Linked DNA regions of Homo sapiens: region 1 is linked to region 2. The links are chromatin loops, found by intact Hi-C in ENCODE. Cell type or tissue: pancreas. All regions are shown on one strand.

Region 1 (8,000 bases), 180 kb before region 2:
CAAGGCCGGGTGCAGTGGCTCATGCCTATAATCCCAGCACTTTGGGAGGCTGAGGTGGGCAGATCACTTGAGATTGGGAGTTCGAGACCAGCCTGACCAACATGGAGAAACCTCGTCTCTACTAAAAATACAAAATTGGCGGGGCGTGGTGGCGCATGCCTGTAATCCCAGGTACTCAGGAGGCTGAGGCAGATGAATTGCTTGAACCCAGGAGGCAGCGGTTGCGATGAACTGAGATCGCACCATTGCACTCTAGCCTGGGCCAACAAAAGCGAAACTCCATCTCAAAAAAAAAAAAATAATAATAATAATAATAATAGTAATAATGACCACAAATACAGCATAGCAGCCAGCCTGCCAGAGTCCCCCTTTTGTTTCTAAACTGGATACACCTACGTGGGGTGGTGGCTGTGGGCAGCAGCTCTCAGGATGAGGAATCTACAAGACTCCAGAAGCCCAGAACAAAGGCTCCTCTCCCCTCCAGAAAGGGCATGCCAGCCCCTAGGATGATGTATATCACCGTTTCAGACAATCCTTCTTTAACCCAATAAACCACATCCCCTAGGCCTATGCCCCAGGTTTGGGGTTCTAAGAGACTTACTGCACAATGTTTACGTAAAATCATTCTTCTTTTCTGTGCTGGTGCTCCATATTAAGCAACTTCCCTTTATCTGCACTTATGTTACAGGACCTAAGAATTTTCTACTTACATCCACTTAGGGGCTTTCCATGGGCAAATCTGGCCATGACCCATCACATGCTGTTTTTCCAGCTCTTTGCTGTGTTTACTTTTCATGTAAACTTGGGTTATTCCAATAATTGTTTTTCGGTAATTTGGAGAGTTACAGGAATGCAACATTGAGCCCAAGAGGCAAGATCAAAACTAAAATTTGTGACATTAAATATCCAAGAGTTCTATCCAAAATCTTCTAGAAAGTTAATGAGAACCCCAGGCAAATCAACTGGAAGAAAAATATTTACCATTTAGCACTAGACAGTTGCAGGTACAAATCTTAGTCTACAGAAATGTCGACAAGCTAATCAGTGGGTTCCATTCCCATTCACCCAGGACACACAATACCACATTCAAGAATTCCCTAATGAATATACAGTTCTTACTTTCTCTGTGACCCACCTCCCCCACACCAAGTCCCCAGATACTGGAGACAGGGAGCTTCAAGTGGAGCACCACATATTCTCCTAAATCTCTTGTATAAGTCAGAGTCCTTCCTTTACACACAAGGGCTTTAAAAACTCAAAAGCCAGGAAAATGGGCTTCTATATCTCTGTCCCCTGTTGACTATCCCTTCACTAAGACAATGAGGACAGAGTAACCTTGCTCAAAAAAGCAAGAAGTACTTTGGGAGGCCGAGGCGGGGGGATCACCTGAGGTCAGGGATTCGAGACCAGCCTGGAGAACATGGCAAAACCCTGTCTCTACTAAAAATACAAACATTAGCTGGGTGTGGTGGCACATGCCTGTAACCCCAAATACTTGGGAGGCTGAGGCAAGAGAATCACTTGAACCTGGGAGATGGAGGTTGCAGTGAGTGGAGACCATGCCACTGCACTCCAGCCTGGGCAACAGAGTGAGACTCTGCCTCAAAATAAATAAATAAATAAATAATAAAAACAAGAAGAGAAGTAGGTGAGAGGGTTAAGAAAGAAATACAGGAGGAAAAAAACTATATAATACTTCAAAATTAATATCCAACCATAATACTAACAGTTTTGAATATATTTCCATATAGCCTGTTGATAAAAAAAATCTTTCTTTAAAATATAGATATGATTACAAGCCTCCAACAGTTTCATGTTCCCCACAAAGGAAGTATTAGAAAGATCCTCCTACATTTGGAAAATGAAGTGCTGGCACCACTGAGATATTTGTCTGGGAGACCTACTATTTGCATGGGCAGAGAAAACATTCACATGGAATATTCAACCACAAAAGCATCAGATCCTGGGAACAAAACTAACAATTTCCCAAACACTTCCAAAACATAGCTCTGACCTCTACTCCATCAAAAATTCTGATTTAATTTGAGGAGATTCTGCTCTATTTCTTAAATCAAATGTCCCTATCTCTCTTGCACCGTGAATGCTCTGAATCGACCAGTAAGACAAGAACAACATTAAAACCAACAGTGAGGGCAGTTTCAGCATCATCTTGCTCTCCTCCAAGACTTCCCCTGGTTACCTTGCTCCTTTCTCCCTGCCAGACCTTGAGTTCTCTTTTCCAAAACATGGCTTGAGCACCTCCTTGAAGAAGTCTTCCTCATGTCTCTTATCTTGTTCTAATCATCCCATGGCTAGCGTAAGTAGCACAGATCCCATCTGCATTCCAGCTATATGTGTTCCTGTTGTTTCTTCCTGTCTTCTCATTAGCCTATAAGCTCTATTGTACAAGGTCTACACACTCACATCCACTGTAGTACCCATAACCATGTTGCACAATATTCTGCATACAGAGGGAACTTAATAATTTTTGCAGTTTGACTTTTGGGTCTCTATTCTGGCTCCTGGGTAATCATTTATCAGCAAACAAATTAGTTATCAGTGAAACAGCCATGGTTTCCAGAGTTAATCATTTGTATTTCCACTGCTGGAAAAAACAACACATACCACTTTCCTTGCAGAGAGGCATGCGGTCAGAACGTCACTGGCAGATCTCGCCTGAGAGTTTTGACGCTTGTAACTCTGCCCTGGAAAGGTGAATCAACTTTTATTTTGATTCATGTGTTTTTCCAGGTTCCTTTAGCCTAAATGCATAAAAGTCAGAGAAAGTCATCACCATAATACTGATAACAACAATGACAAAGATATACACATACAGTCAGTGGCTGAACACCCACCAGCAAGATTGCTGGAAACCAAGCCGCACCACACCTGCCGGAGCATCCAGGACCATCTACTCAGTGCAGGCTCAGCAGCCATGCCTACCTTTGTCCATCCCAGGTATGGCTCCCCCAGGTGCCAGGGCTACTTCTCTCTCTTCTAGTGGCTGCTCTTCCTGCTGGCACGCAGCACCTGCCTCCCAGCTCTAAGCCTGTGGGGCAGCCAGGAGAGTCTTGCCTCTGGCCTCCGTTGGTCCCATACTTCCTGGCGAGTGGCTTTGCACGGCAGCCCAGCCCTGGGGAACTTTTCAAGGGAGAGGGCTTCTTTCCCTCCCTAACTCCCCTACCCTCACCCAACCCCACTCCATACTGGCCCTTTACCATCGCCAGTTGTTGCCTTGCCAGGTACTGTGGAACACCTACATCTTTCCCTATCACAGGGCTTGGACACACAGGCGTTGGAGTCAGATACGCTGTGTTTCAATTTTCAACCCCCTACACCAATTGCTTCTCTTTTCTGAACCTCAATTTTGTCATCCACAAAATAGAGATAGTATAATAATACCTGCCTTATGGTGGTGTTGTTAGAATTAAGCAGTAACGTCACTCGTAATGATAACAGCTGTACTGACCAAGGGACTTGTACGTGCTGGGTGCCATGCAGTGTTTTGTACCTCTTCTTGGAGCCCAGCATGGCGTCTAGCCCAGAACAAGTAGTCTGCAGCTTCCTTCCCCCTCTTCTTCTTTCTTTTCTCCTCCCTCCTTCATTCCCTAAATCAAATAGGACCTGGGGGTGCAGCATCTGGTCCCTTATGGGGGCTTTTTCCTCTCTGCAGCATCTTCCCTTCTTCTACAGGCCATCTGAGAGAACCCAGACCCCTACCCCCAGACTCTCCGCCCACTAGAAACAGGAGCCTTTTCACTCTCCTGCCCAAGTCCCCCACCTAACAGGGTAGCTCCATTTCTGTTTCCAGCCAGGTTTCCAAGCTCCATCCCCATGTTGGGGCTCTGCACCTGGTGTTCTGTTGCTCCAGGGAACACAGATGGCCAATAGCTAGAGATAAGGTCAGCTCTGTGTCCTCCTGGACCACAGAATGTGCCCCTAAGAGCCCTTTCCTTCCACTTCAGCACACAGGCAGGCCATTTGCACCAGGAATGCTGCAAAACACTGACTGGACACAGATAATCAATGCTTAAGCATAATGGTCTCCAACGGAGCAGGAGAAGGTCAGGAACCAGCAGGGCATAGCCATCCCCCTATCCTGGGGGAGGCAGTCAAGAGGAAGGGCCCCTGGGGAAAGAGGGAGCTGCACCTCGCATCAGGGGAGGGGGTGAGTGGAACACCAAGATTTACTGGACTTCAGGGGCCATCCTATTGTGGGCTAGCCTCTGAAGAACCTTTAGTAGATTTTGCCACACTTGGCCCTGGCTCTGGTGCACATGCCTCCATTGCCTCAGCAAGGCTGCTGAGCTCTCCCTCTCCCTCTGTTCCATTCTTGCTTACATAAGGCCCTGAACAGCATCTCTTTGTATTTATTCATATGCACCAAATCTCATCCACAACACACTTCAATAGTCATAGACACTTTAAATCCTACTGTTAAAATCCATTTCCTTGCTTCTATGCCATTCCATTCCTTCCACTCCCTCCCAGTTGTTCTCAAAGGAAACCATGCATCAAACATTTGAGCCTCCCTCATCAGTTCTTACTCCAAGTCTCCAGGGCCATGTGACTGTCTATGATCTAATTTCCTGTGGGGTCAATATACAATTCAAACACTTCATCAACAGACCACAGCAACTGTGGCCTCCACTTTCTACCTTCTTGTCCTGGGCAGGGCTAGGCCTGGTCACTTTCAGGACACTGAGACTCTTTCCTGCCGTCTACATCAAAAAAAGGGACCACCCGCAGCAGAGGCAAAGACTTCAAGAATGTGCCCTGATGGACAGTACTTACCTCCCTCTGTCCAGGAGGACAGGAACAGCAGAAACTCTCACTATCTAACAAGAGGAGAAACAAGGTTGGATGTCTCCAGAAGTTGTGAAAGTCAGAGAAATCATACGAATAAACAGACACTAAGCTCTGGTGCAGTCTAAGTGATTTATGTTCACTGTATCTTTACAATAATCCTGGGGTTTAAGTACTGTTACTCTCCACTTCCAAAGTAGACAAGTAAATAGCAGACAAGTAAATGGAGGCTCACCATGGCTCTATAACTGTCCCATGGTCACACAGGCCAAAGCACAGAGGAAAATGACGGATGCATCCCTCCCCTTTTGCTTTAGGAAGGGTGGTCCCCAGGACCTGGTCTGGAAGACAGAAAAAAAATTAAAAAGAGCTGGACTACTCAGCATAATAAAATGATGGAGGGTTGCCAAATTGGCCCTAGCACTTGAAGAAAGAGGATGGTTATTGAAGAGAGAAGGGGCTTTCCAGAGAAAAAGGAAGGAGGTTTTGGTACTTAAAACAACCTGTTAGAAATTTGTAAGAGTTTGTCTAGTGTGACTTGGCATGTTTTTGTGCTGCATTAGGTAGAACTGTAATTTTCTTCTGCTACCCCAAATCTTCAGTGAAAGTCAGCCAAATGTGCCAGCACTACCCACCATAACATTTGTGAACAGATGTAGGTGTTGCTTGGAGAATAAAAGGAGGGAGCAAAGTCCGGCACGGAGGAAGCAGTGTGGAGAGAGGACAGTGGCTTTGATGGGCAAACACTGGGCCCAAGACCACACTGGGCAACCGAGAATTGGGTCTGAGCAGGAATGGGAGGGAAAGGCAGGCTCTGCAAATGCGAAGGCCCTGGGGAATCTTTGAAAATGCTGAGGGGAAATGCGATTCCCCATGTAATTTCGGATGGAGGCTTGAGCCATTCGATGTGGATATTAAAGAAAGTGTGACTTCCAGGAGGCTGAAGGTTTGGAACCCTTTGTTATACCTCTTGCAATTCTATCAACAACCCATGAGATAAAACTTATTTTCCCCTTTGTACAGATGAGAAAGCCCAAGTCATTTAAGAGGTGGATGTAGCCTGGAACCAAAAGACAGGGCCGTGACAGATCGTGTCTGTCCAGTCTGCTCTGAGAACTGCCCCACTGTGGAGCACTTCACCCGGCCAGCAAGCTCCACTCACTCCCGCACAGAACTGCTCAGAAGTCCTTCGTGCTGAATTTTGTATTCCACCCTATCCCCCATGTCACTGCAATCTAAACCTTTTCCTTGAGGACTTCAATGTTAGAAGTCCGGGCTCTGACTCAGACAGCCTAGTTGAGTGACCTTCACATGACTTGGACTCAATTTCCTTGTCTATAAAAATAGGTAATACCAACATCTATTTCATAAGAGTGTCGTAAGGATTAAACAGGAAAAAAAAGTGAAGGACCTAACGTATTGTTAGCTTTCAGTAAATATTAATAGAATTAATATTTTTAGTTATTAATTAAATTATTAACTAATTAAAATAATAATTACTATTATTGTTTTTCCTTGACTTAATGTCCTGTGTACTTTTAGTTTCCCTCAATGCTAACATCCAGTACAAAATCAGAACATTGATACTGGTGCAACCCACAGAGTTCATCAGTTTTGCATGCTGTCATTTGTGTGTGTGTTTGTGTGTGTGTGTCCCTGTACCATTTTATCGCCTGTGTAGATGCGTGTGACCACCACCACAATCACGATACAGAACGGTTCCATCAGCACCGAGGTCCTTGTGCTTCCTCACCTCCCTTCTTGCCCCTCCTTTATCCTTGCCCCCCGGTTATTTTTAGTCCCCACGAAGTGTCTCAGAGAAATCTCAGACATGTTTTCCCACTCCAGCCTGTTTGACGTTGTTGCTTCCTGCAAGCCACCAGGGAGGCCAGGGGCTGCCCCTTTGTCATCAATCTCCTAAAGGCCTGTGCCCTCCTGCCCAGGATACTACCTCCACGTTCCCGCGAAGCTGAGACACGTCAGGTATGCCAAATGGAGCTACAGTGTGTGTCAATTACACAGGATGTTCTGTAAGAAATGGGGAGACTGCCCATTCCCCAGCTCTATGTTGCATTTGGCCACATGAGACCCAAAGCAGATTGCATCTGCCCAAACCATACATCCCCTACCCGTTCTGACTGCAGTTGCCTTGTTTTCGAAGGTCAGATCCAAACCCTGGGACTGGGCTGGGCAGACATTGTCTTTCCTCCTAATCTCTAAACCTGTGTCCCCCTGGGGCCTCTGTTCAAAGCTTCTTTTTTTTTTTTTTTTTTTTTTTGAGATGGAGTCCTGCTCTGTCACCCAGGCTGGAGTGCAGTGGTGCGATCTTGTTCAAAGCTTCTTCAGCACAATTTTGGTTTTCCTGGATAAACAGATGCACAGGGGGTTCACCACATATAAGCTCATCAGATAGACCAAGCTACATTGCAGGATCACAGTTTAGGCTTGGCTGAGGTGCCTGACTCCTCTCAGGATAAATTTGACAGCATTAAAAACAGATGAAATAGCCAACCTAAGCTCTCAGGAAAGAAGTCCTCAGGTTTGTAGGTTCATAATTTAATTCAAAATAAAAGTTTTACTGAGTCTAGCTTTGGTCAAAAATATTTGATTGTCTAAAGAAGGTAATTACCTTCTCTTAGTCACCTACCATCTAACATAAGATGTGTTCATGGTAATTAACCTGTATCTCAGTATTTAAGTTACAGAATAGCAAAGGGGAAATGTGACTTGGCTACAGGAGGATTAACATCACCCAAAGATAGATAGAGAGACTTAAAACCTCTTTGCAGAAGAGAATATCATGTTTTAGGCAGTGCAAGGAGAGTTGCATCATGTTAGGCAAAAGCATAATGTTGCTATTGTCTTTATTGGGAAGTTAAACATGGTTAAAAGAAGTGCGTGTGAATGCCAAGTTTACAAGGAATAGACTGTGGTGGCTTTGTACCATGACAACTGAGCTTAACAAAACCTGTGTTTTCAAGAATTCCCTTCCCTGTGTAGTTCTAGGTTATGGTTGGCGACAAGACATATTTTCCATCAGACTTGGAAGGTGGGCATGGAGCAGTGGCCATATTTCCTATGCCCTGAATGTAGCAGCAGGGCAGCAGGTGCTGTGGCAGCTGGCAAACGTTGTCACTGATGTGGTGTGTGTGCCCAGACCCACAGCTCCTCCAGCTCCTGCCAGATCTCCTCCA
Region 2 (8,000 bases):
AGAACAGATCCCTGTTGTTAAGCAACACATGACTGCAGCTAGAAGAGAGGATTTTTTTCTGCTTTGTTATTTTTGGTTGTTTGTATTTTTGGGTTTTTTTGAGACAGGTTCTGGCTCTGTCGCCCAGGCTAGAGTACAATGGTGCAATCTCAGCTCACTGCAACGTCTGCTTCCTGGGCTCAAGTGATCCTCTCACCTCAGCCTCACAAGTAGCTGGGACTGCAGGCACACACCACCACATCCAGATATTTTTTGTATTTTTAGTAGAAATGAGGTCTCACCATATTGCCCAGGCTAGTCTTGAACTCCTGACCTCAAGCAATCCTCCTGCTTCAGCCTCCCAACATGCTGGGATTACTGATGTAAGCCACCAAGCCTGGCCTAGAGGAGAGTATTTTGAATGTTCCCAACACAAAGAAATGATCAATTTTGAGGTGGTGGATATACTAATTACCCTGATTTGATCATTACACATTGTATATATGAATCGAAATATCACACTGAACCCCATAAATATGTACAATTATTATGTGTCAATTAATGTAAAAAAGAAAAAAAAAAAGCTGCAGATGACTGAGCTCCACCCCGACCAATTAAATCAGAGTCTCCTAGGTAGGTAGAGGTGGCAGACATCACTATTTTAAAAAAGCTTCCCAGGCTGGGCACGGTGGCTCATGCCTGTAATCCCAACACTTTGGGAGGCTGAGGCAGTCAGACCACGAGGTCAGGAGATCCAGACCATCCTGACTAACACGGTGAAACTCCGTCTCTAGTAAAAATACAAAAAAATTAGCTGGGTGTGGTGGCATGCACCTGTCCAGCTACCCGGGAGGCTGAGGCAGGAGAATCGCTTGAACCTGGGAGGTGGAGGTTGCAGTGAGCCGAGATTGTGCCACTGCACTCCAGCCTGGGCGACAGAGTGAGACTCTGTCTCAAAAAAAAAAAAAAAAAAAAAAAGCTTCCCCAAGACCAGGAAGGGTGGCTCAGGCCTGTAATCCTAGCACTTTGGGAGGCCAAGGCAGAGGGATCACTTGAACACAGGAGTTCAAGACCAGCCTGGCCAACATGGCGAGACTATCTCTACAAAAAAAATTTTTTTAATAACTGGGTGTGGTGGCCCATGCCTGCAATCCCAGCTACTTGAGAGGCTGAGGCAGGAGGATCACTTGAGCCCAGGAGGCTGAGGCTGCAGTGAGCCATGTTCCCACCTCTGCACTCCAGCCTGGGTGACAAAGCCAGATTTCTGTCAAAAAAAAACAAAAAACAAAAAACTTCCCAAGTGATTCTAATATGTGGTTGGGGTTGAGAACCACTGCTATAGATGGACAAGGAGGCTGCCTACCTAATGAGGGCTGAGCAGCCCTAAGAGGCCAGCCTGCTTAGAAATAGTCCTCACCATCCTCTTAGACATCCCCCCATGACCTCATACAGTATCCAAGGTCTGCCCTCCCCTCCCCCAGTTACCATGGTACTAAGTTACCCTGGTATTAAGATATTACTGTTGGCTATTTTACTTCTCAACATTAATTGAGCACCTGCTCTCAGTCATATGCCAAGAACCCAGAAATGAATATGACACAGCTCTTGCTTTCAAGGAGCTCACAGTCAGGGCAACATAATTTTTACACATCAATAGAAAATAATGCACTGGCCAACATTTATGAAGCACTCACAATGTGCCAGACTCTAAGACCTCGTGTATTACCTCATTTAATTCTCCCAACAACTTTATAAGATAGGTACCATTACTATGAAGCCCATTTTACAGACAAGATTCCTGGGCCATAGAGACTGTGTGTAACTGCCTAAGGTCCTTTAGTAGTAGTTGGGCTGGGAGCCAAACTGAGGCAGCCTGTCTCTAGTGTCCACACCTTTCCGCCACACTGAGTGGATAAGTGAATGTACTAAAAGTCACAGAGGCATGAAAAGATGTTGATTCAAAGAATGGTGAGCTATTCAGGGTGGCTGGCCACAGGGCTGAAAATTTGGGTTTGGGCCAAATTATGAAAGGCCTTACAGGCCATGAACAGGGCGTTCTGTTCTATCTCCTCTAGACAAAGGGTAGCCCGCCCAAGTTTTGTTTTCTTTTTTCATCTTTTTAATTTTTATTTTAGATTCAGGGAGTACACGTGCAGGTTTGTTATAAAGGTATATTATGTAATGCTGAGGTTTGGGCTTCTGATGACCCCATCGCCCCAAGCAGTGAGCATAGTACGCAATAGGTAATTTTTCAACCCTTCATGTCCTCCCTCCCTCACCACTTTTCAAATTCCCAGTGTTCATTGCTCCCATCTTTGTGTCTGTGTGTACCCAATGTTTAACTCCCTCTTATAACTGAGAACATGAGGTATTTGGTTTTCTGTTTCTGCATTAATTTGTTCGGGAAAATGGCCTCCAGCTGTATCTGAGGTGCTGCAAAGAATATGATTTCATTCTTTTTTATGGCTGTGTAGTATTCCATGGTGAATATGAACCACATTTTCTTTATCCAATCTACCATTAATGGAAACCAGAGTTGATTCCATGTCTTTGAGATTGTGAATAGTGCCACAATGAACATACAAGTGCAGGTGTCTTTTTGGTAGAACAATTTATTTTTCTTTGGATATTGCCAGCCAAAGTTTTAAATCAGGAAACAAAGTGAGCAGATCTACATTTCAAAAGATAAGGGTGAGAATAACCACAGGATGGAGAGATGGGGACAGAGAGGTACAACTGTGACAGATGATGCAAGTTAGAGGAAGGCAGTGGGGTGGAGGGAGAAGAAAGGCAGGACACCTGGACACTTCTGACTTCGAAATGACAGGATTTCATCATGGCTGATTGGAGAGGGAGAGAGAAAAGGAAGGCAGCTCCCAGGCCTGTAATGAAAGCGACTTAACAAGCGAGTGCTCTGGATAGAAAAGGAGTCGGTAAAGGAGTACCTGGAGGAAGGTAATGAGCTCACTTCTGGACATGTTAGGTTTCCACAAGCCTTACTATCTGCCAGTTAGTTGCTAAGAGGCATGACAGTTAAGTCACTTCAGATCTTTTGGGCTCACGGAGATATTTCTTTGCAAAATCATACATATGGATACTTCCTAAAGTTTCTTAGAAATGCATTGATTTTAGAATTTAGGTGTAATTTGAAGAGAAACTGAGAAGGAACCCATGATGGTGATTTTGTTGTTTCAAAAAGTGCCATCCTACCAAAATTAGAAAAAAAAAATACTTTTTTATACTGAGTAAGGAATCCAAAGATAACCAAGCCAAGCCCCAATGAGGCCTATGAGACATGAAAAACACATACTTTTCAGCTAACTAAATATTTGAGTTCTATTTTAAGGACAGTGGTGGCATTGGGTGTGTGTCTTTAGAATGTTTCATTCTAAATAGATGTTCGTCTTCCCTTTATGGATAATACTTCAACTAGATTTTTGTTTCTACACTGTTTGCTTTTATCTTCTAAGGCTAAAATTTGTTGAAGAGACACTCATACAATGGCTACTCATTACTCAATTTAGCCTTAAATCATATGAGTAGTATTTAAGTGTGAATATTAAAAATATAACCTCAGAATGAAAATCTGATAAATAAAATAGCCCAGATGAGTTTAAAAGCATTTTCAAAGACAAGTGGAAAAAAAGTTACTAATTTCCTCCTCTGTAAGGATTGATCATTATTTTGTTTGTTTGTTTCAAAATGGAGTTTCACTCTTATCACTCAGGTTGGAGTGCGATGGTGCCATCTCGGCTCACTGCAACCTCCATCTCCCGAGTTCAAGTGATTCTCCTGTCTCAGCCTCCCTAGTAGCTGCGATTACAGGCACCTACCACCACGCCCAGCTAATTTTTGTATTTTTAGTAGAGACAGGGTTTCACCATGTTGGCCAGGCTGGTCTCAAACTCCTTACCTCAGGTGATCCACCCACCTCAGCCTCACAAAGTGCTGGGATTACAGGTATAAACCAGCCCGCCCTGCCAATGATTACTTTTTAAGATATTCACCCAAATTTTTTGTCACTTATATGATAATGATCCAGCGTTGGCATGATGGTGACTTTTAGGATTTCAAAGCAAAGCCTTGCCAATTCTCTGCAGACAACAACTCTTCTTCGAGGAACAGTTTCTGGCTTGCTACCGTGCTTTAGTGAGACTGAACCCTTAACCATGGGCTACCATGGGACCTGAGCTGCCCATCATGATTTGGTGGGTTAGACATCATTTTGTCTAACCCACCAGACCATAAAGTTGGGTGTGCATAGCGGCACTCATTGTCAAATGAAAGTGGTATATATAAGACTGGCTCAAGCAGGCCCTAAAGACAAGAGTAAATTATATGAGGAAGGAGCCCAGATGCCCACAGTCCCTACTCCTTGCTACGTGACCTTCTCTCTCCCAGCCTGTACCTCTTTCCTCATGGAGAGTTCCTTATGCTCGGTTGATTGAGAAAGACAAAACTTGGGTCTGACTTATAGGAAAATACTTGGGTCTGCTTTGTAGAAAGTACTGCACAATACATAGGATCCACCTAAAAGTGAAGAGCTGCAGCTCTACAAACCCCTTGAGGACATCCCTGAAGGACAGTGGTGAAGAGAAATACCCCTAGTGGACAGAATTACAAGCAGTGCACTTGGTTGTTCATTTTGCTTGAAAGGAGAAATGGCCAGAGATATGAATCTGGCCATCAGGCTATGGCCCATGATTTGGCTGAATGGAATTGGAAGAGACATAATTGGAAAGTTGGTAACAAGAAGATCTAGGGAAGAGATGCAAGGATAGAGGTGTATAGGCAAACAACATGAAGATATTTGTGTCTCATGTGAATGCTCATTAAAGGGTGACCTCAGTAGAGGATTTTAATAATCAAGTGGATCGGAGGACCCATTCTGTGGGTATCAATCAACCTCTTTCTCCAGCCATCCTTGTCATTGTCCAGTGGGCTCATGGTGGCAGAAGCCCAGCAGCATAGACTTCCATTCACCGTGGCCAACCTGGCTACAACCACTGGGGAGTGCCCAACCTGCTGCTGCAGGGACCAACACTGAGTCTTCTCTGTGGCACCACTCCCCAGGGTAATCAGCCAGCTATGTGGTAGAAGGTTGATTACATTGGACCTCTTCCATCATGGAAGGGGCAGCATTTTGTTCTTAGTAAAATAGACACTTATTCAGGATATGAATTTACTTTTGTTGCCTACAGTGCTTCTGCCAAAACTACCATTCATGGACTTATATAATGCTCACCACCATCATGGTAATCCACACAGCACTGCTTCTGACCAGGGAACTCACTTCATAGCCAATGATGTGTGGTGACGGGCCCATGGTGATGGAATTCACTGATCTTAGCATAGTGTGTCCCTCATAAAGCCAATGACTTGACGGAACAGAGGAATGGCATTTTGGAAACAAGTTACAGGACCAACTAGATGGCAATACCTTGCAGGACTGGGGCAGTGTCCTCCAGGAAGCTATATATGGTCTAAAGATGGTGCTGTTTCTCTCATAGCCAGGTTTGCAGACCCAGGAATCAAGGACTGGAAATTTAGTGACACTACTCATCATTACCCCTAGTGATTCACTAGCAAAATTGTTACTACCTTAACCTCTGCTGGTCTAGAGGTCGTAGTTCCAATGGAAGAATGTTTCCAACCCGGAAACAGCAATGATCCCACTGAACTGGAAGTTGAGACTGCCATCCAATCACTTTGGGCTCCTCAAGCCTCTGCATCAAAATGCAAACAAGGGCTGGGCATGGTGGCTGATGCCTGTAGTCCCAGCACTTCGGGAGGCCGAGGCGGGTGGATCACCTGAGGTCAGGAGTTCGAGACCAGCCCAACCAACATGGAGAAACCCAGTCTCTACTAAAAATACAAAATTAGCCAAGAGTGGTGGCACATGCCTGTAATCCTAGCTACTCAGGAGGCTGAGGCAGGAGAATGACTTGAACTCGATAGGTGGATGTTGCGGTGAGCTGAGATTGTGCCATTGCACTCCAGCCTGGGCAACAAGAGCAAAACTCCGTCTCAAAAAAAAAAAAAAAAGGCAAAGAAGGGAGTTACTGTACTGTTGAAGTGATTAATTCTGATTACCATGAGGAAATTGGGTTGCTACTATACAATGGAAGTTAAGGAAAAGTATGTTTGAAATACGGATGTCTTAGGGCATCTCTTAGTACTACTATGTCCTGTCACTATCAGTGGGAGGCCGGGCACAGTGGCTCAAGCCTGTAATCCTAGCACTTTGGGAGGCTGAGGCAGGCAGATTACTTGAAGTCAGGAGTTCGAGACCTGCCTGGCCTACATGGTAAAACCCTGTCTCTTAGCCGGGCATGGTGGTGCGTGCCTGTAGTCCCACCTACTCGGGAGGCTGAGGCATGAGAATTGCTTTTACCCAAAAGGTGGAGGTTGCAGCAAGCTGAGATCGTGCCACTTCCCTCCAGCCTGGGCGACAAAGCAAAAGACTCTGTCTCCAAAAATAAAATAAAATACAATCAAAGGGAAACCACAATAAAATTAAAGCAAAGATTTGGTTCACCTTGCCAGGCTTCGAACAATGACCAGCTGAGATGCTTACTGACAGCCAAGTTAATATGGAATTGATAATGGAAGAAGGTAACTGTAAAACCAGCTCAGCCACATGACCAGTTGTAGAAAAGAGAATTCTAATAGTTATATTTCTTATGTTTGTCTGTATATATATATGTATACATAGATAGATGTATACATAGATAAATGATAGATAGATGATAGATAGATAGCTACATAGATAGATACATAGATACATAGATACCTAGATCATCTGAGGGGGTCTTATTCCATCAACTGAAAGGCCCTAAAGGCTGAACTGAAGTTCATTGAAGAAAGCACACTTGTAAGGCCAGGCGCGGTGGCTCACACCTGTAATCCCAGCACTTTGGGAGGCCGAGGCAGGCAGATCACCTGAGGTCGGGAGTTCAAGACAAGCCTAACCAACAAGGAGAAACCCCATCTCTACTAAAACTACAAAATTAGCCAGATGTGCTGGCGCATGCCTATAATCCCAGCTACTTGGGAGGCTGAGGCAGGAGAATCGCTTGACCCCAGGAAGCAGAGGTTGCAGTGAGCCAAGATGGCGCCATTGCACTCCAACCTGGGCAACAAAAGTAAAACTCCGTCTCAAAAAACAGAAAAAAAGAAAGCACACTTGTGGACTACAACTTCCACATATTCCCAAGTTCCAGCCTGCCTTTCCAGGTTGTCCCTGAACCACCTCGGAATGCACTTGAAGGGTCTCAAAGAAATTCAGGGGCATGAAAGCAGATGGAAGTGACAATTTAGATGACCAAAGAGGGCCAAGCATGGTGGCTTGTAATCCCAGCACTTTCGGAGGCCAAGGCAGGAAGATCACTTCAGCCCAGAAGTCCAACACCAGCCTGGACAACAAAGTGAGACCCATCTCTTATAAATTAGACAGATAGATAGATATAGAGAGATAAACCAAAAGGATCTGTGGACCTGTAGATAGGGGAAAAATTGCTGCAGCTCATGGACTTGGCACATGCTGTTCCTTCTACCAGGGAATTTTCCTTAGATCCTCCTACAACTGTCTTGTCATTTGGATCTCAGTTTAAATGTCCAAGATCACGCTACTGCACTCCAGCCCGGGCGACACACTAAAACTCTGTCTCAAAAAAAAAAAAAGAGAAAGAAAGAAAGAGAAAAATACTGAGGTATATCCCTATGGTTTAAATTAATAGACTTAGGGGGCCAGGCGTGGTGGCTCATGCCTGTAATCCCAACACTTTGGGAAGCCAAGGCAGGAAGATCACTGGAGCCCAGGAGTTCACGACCAGCCTGGGCAACATGATGAAACCCTGTGTCCACAAAAAAAAAAAAAAAAAAAAAAAAAAAAAATTCCCAAAAATTTGTTTTTAATTATTTTTAAAAATTTTAACAGGCTCATAGAACCATGATTACCCACAAAGTATTCCTCATACTGGAAAAACTTAAAATGCAAGATTGCTCTTTCAGCCATTTCT

The links. Peaks named below come from ENCODE experiments on the same cell type or tissue, not always from the same donor. Only the 100,000 strongest peaks of a DNase experiment are listed, where the experiment ranks them.
Region 1: a loop joins it to region 2, with 4 times the contacts of the local background. A loop is called at or near these places in 6 of 110 quality-filtered maps.

Annotation. Positions count from the first base shown.
Region 1 is chr6:106,785,059-106,793,058 of GRCh38, forward strand. LINC02532 (long intergenic non-protein coding RNA 2532) reads right to left here and starts at 2,483. Exons shown (of 7, transcript NR_033557.2): 1 at 2,201-2,483. In pancreas, no CTCF peak of the experiment used is centred here; DNase peaks (open chromatin) are centred at 3,033 and 7,973; H3K4me3 peaks cover 1,781 bases; H3K27ac peaks cover 7,921 bases.
Region 2 is chr6:106,961,851-106,969,850 of GRCh38, forward strand. CD24 (CD24 molecule) reads right to left here. Exons shown (of 2, transcript NM_001359084.1): 2 at 7,981-8,000. Among named protein-coding and RNA genes, the nearest start is that of CD24, 8.9 kb to the right of the region's middle. In pancreas, no CTCF peak of the experiment used is centred here; a DNase peak (open chromatin) is centred at 4,991; H3K27ac peaks cover 1,897 bases.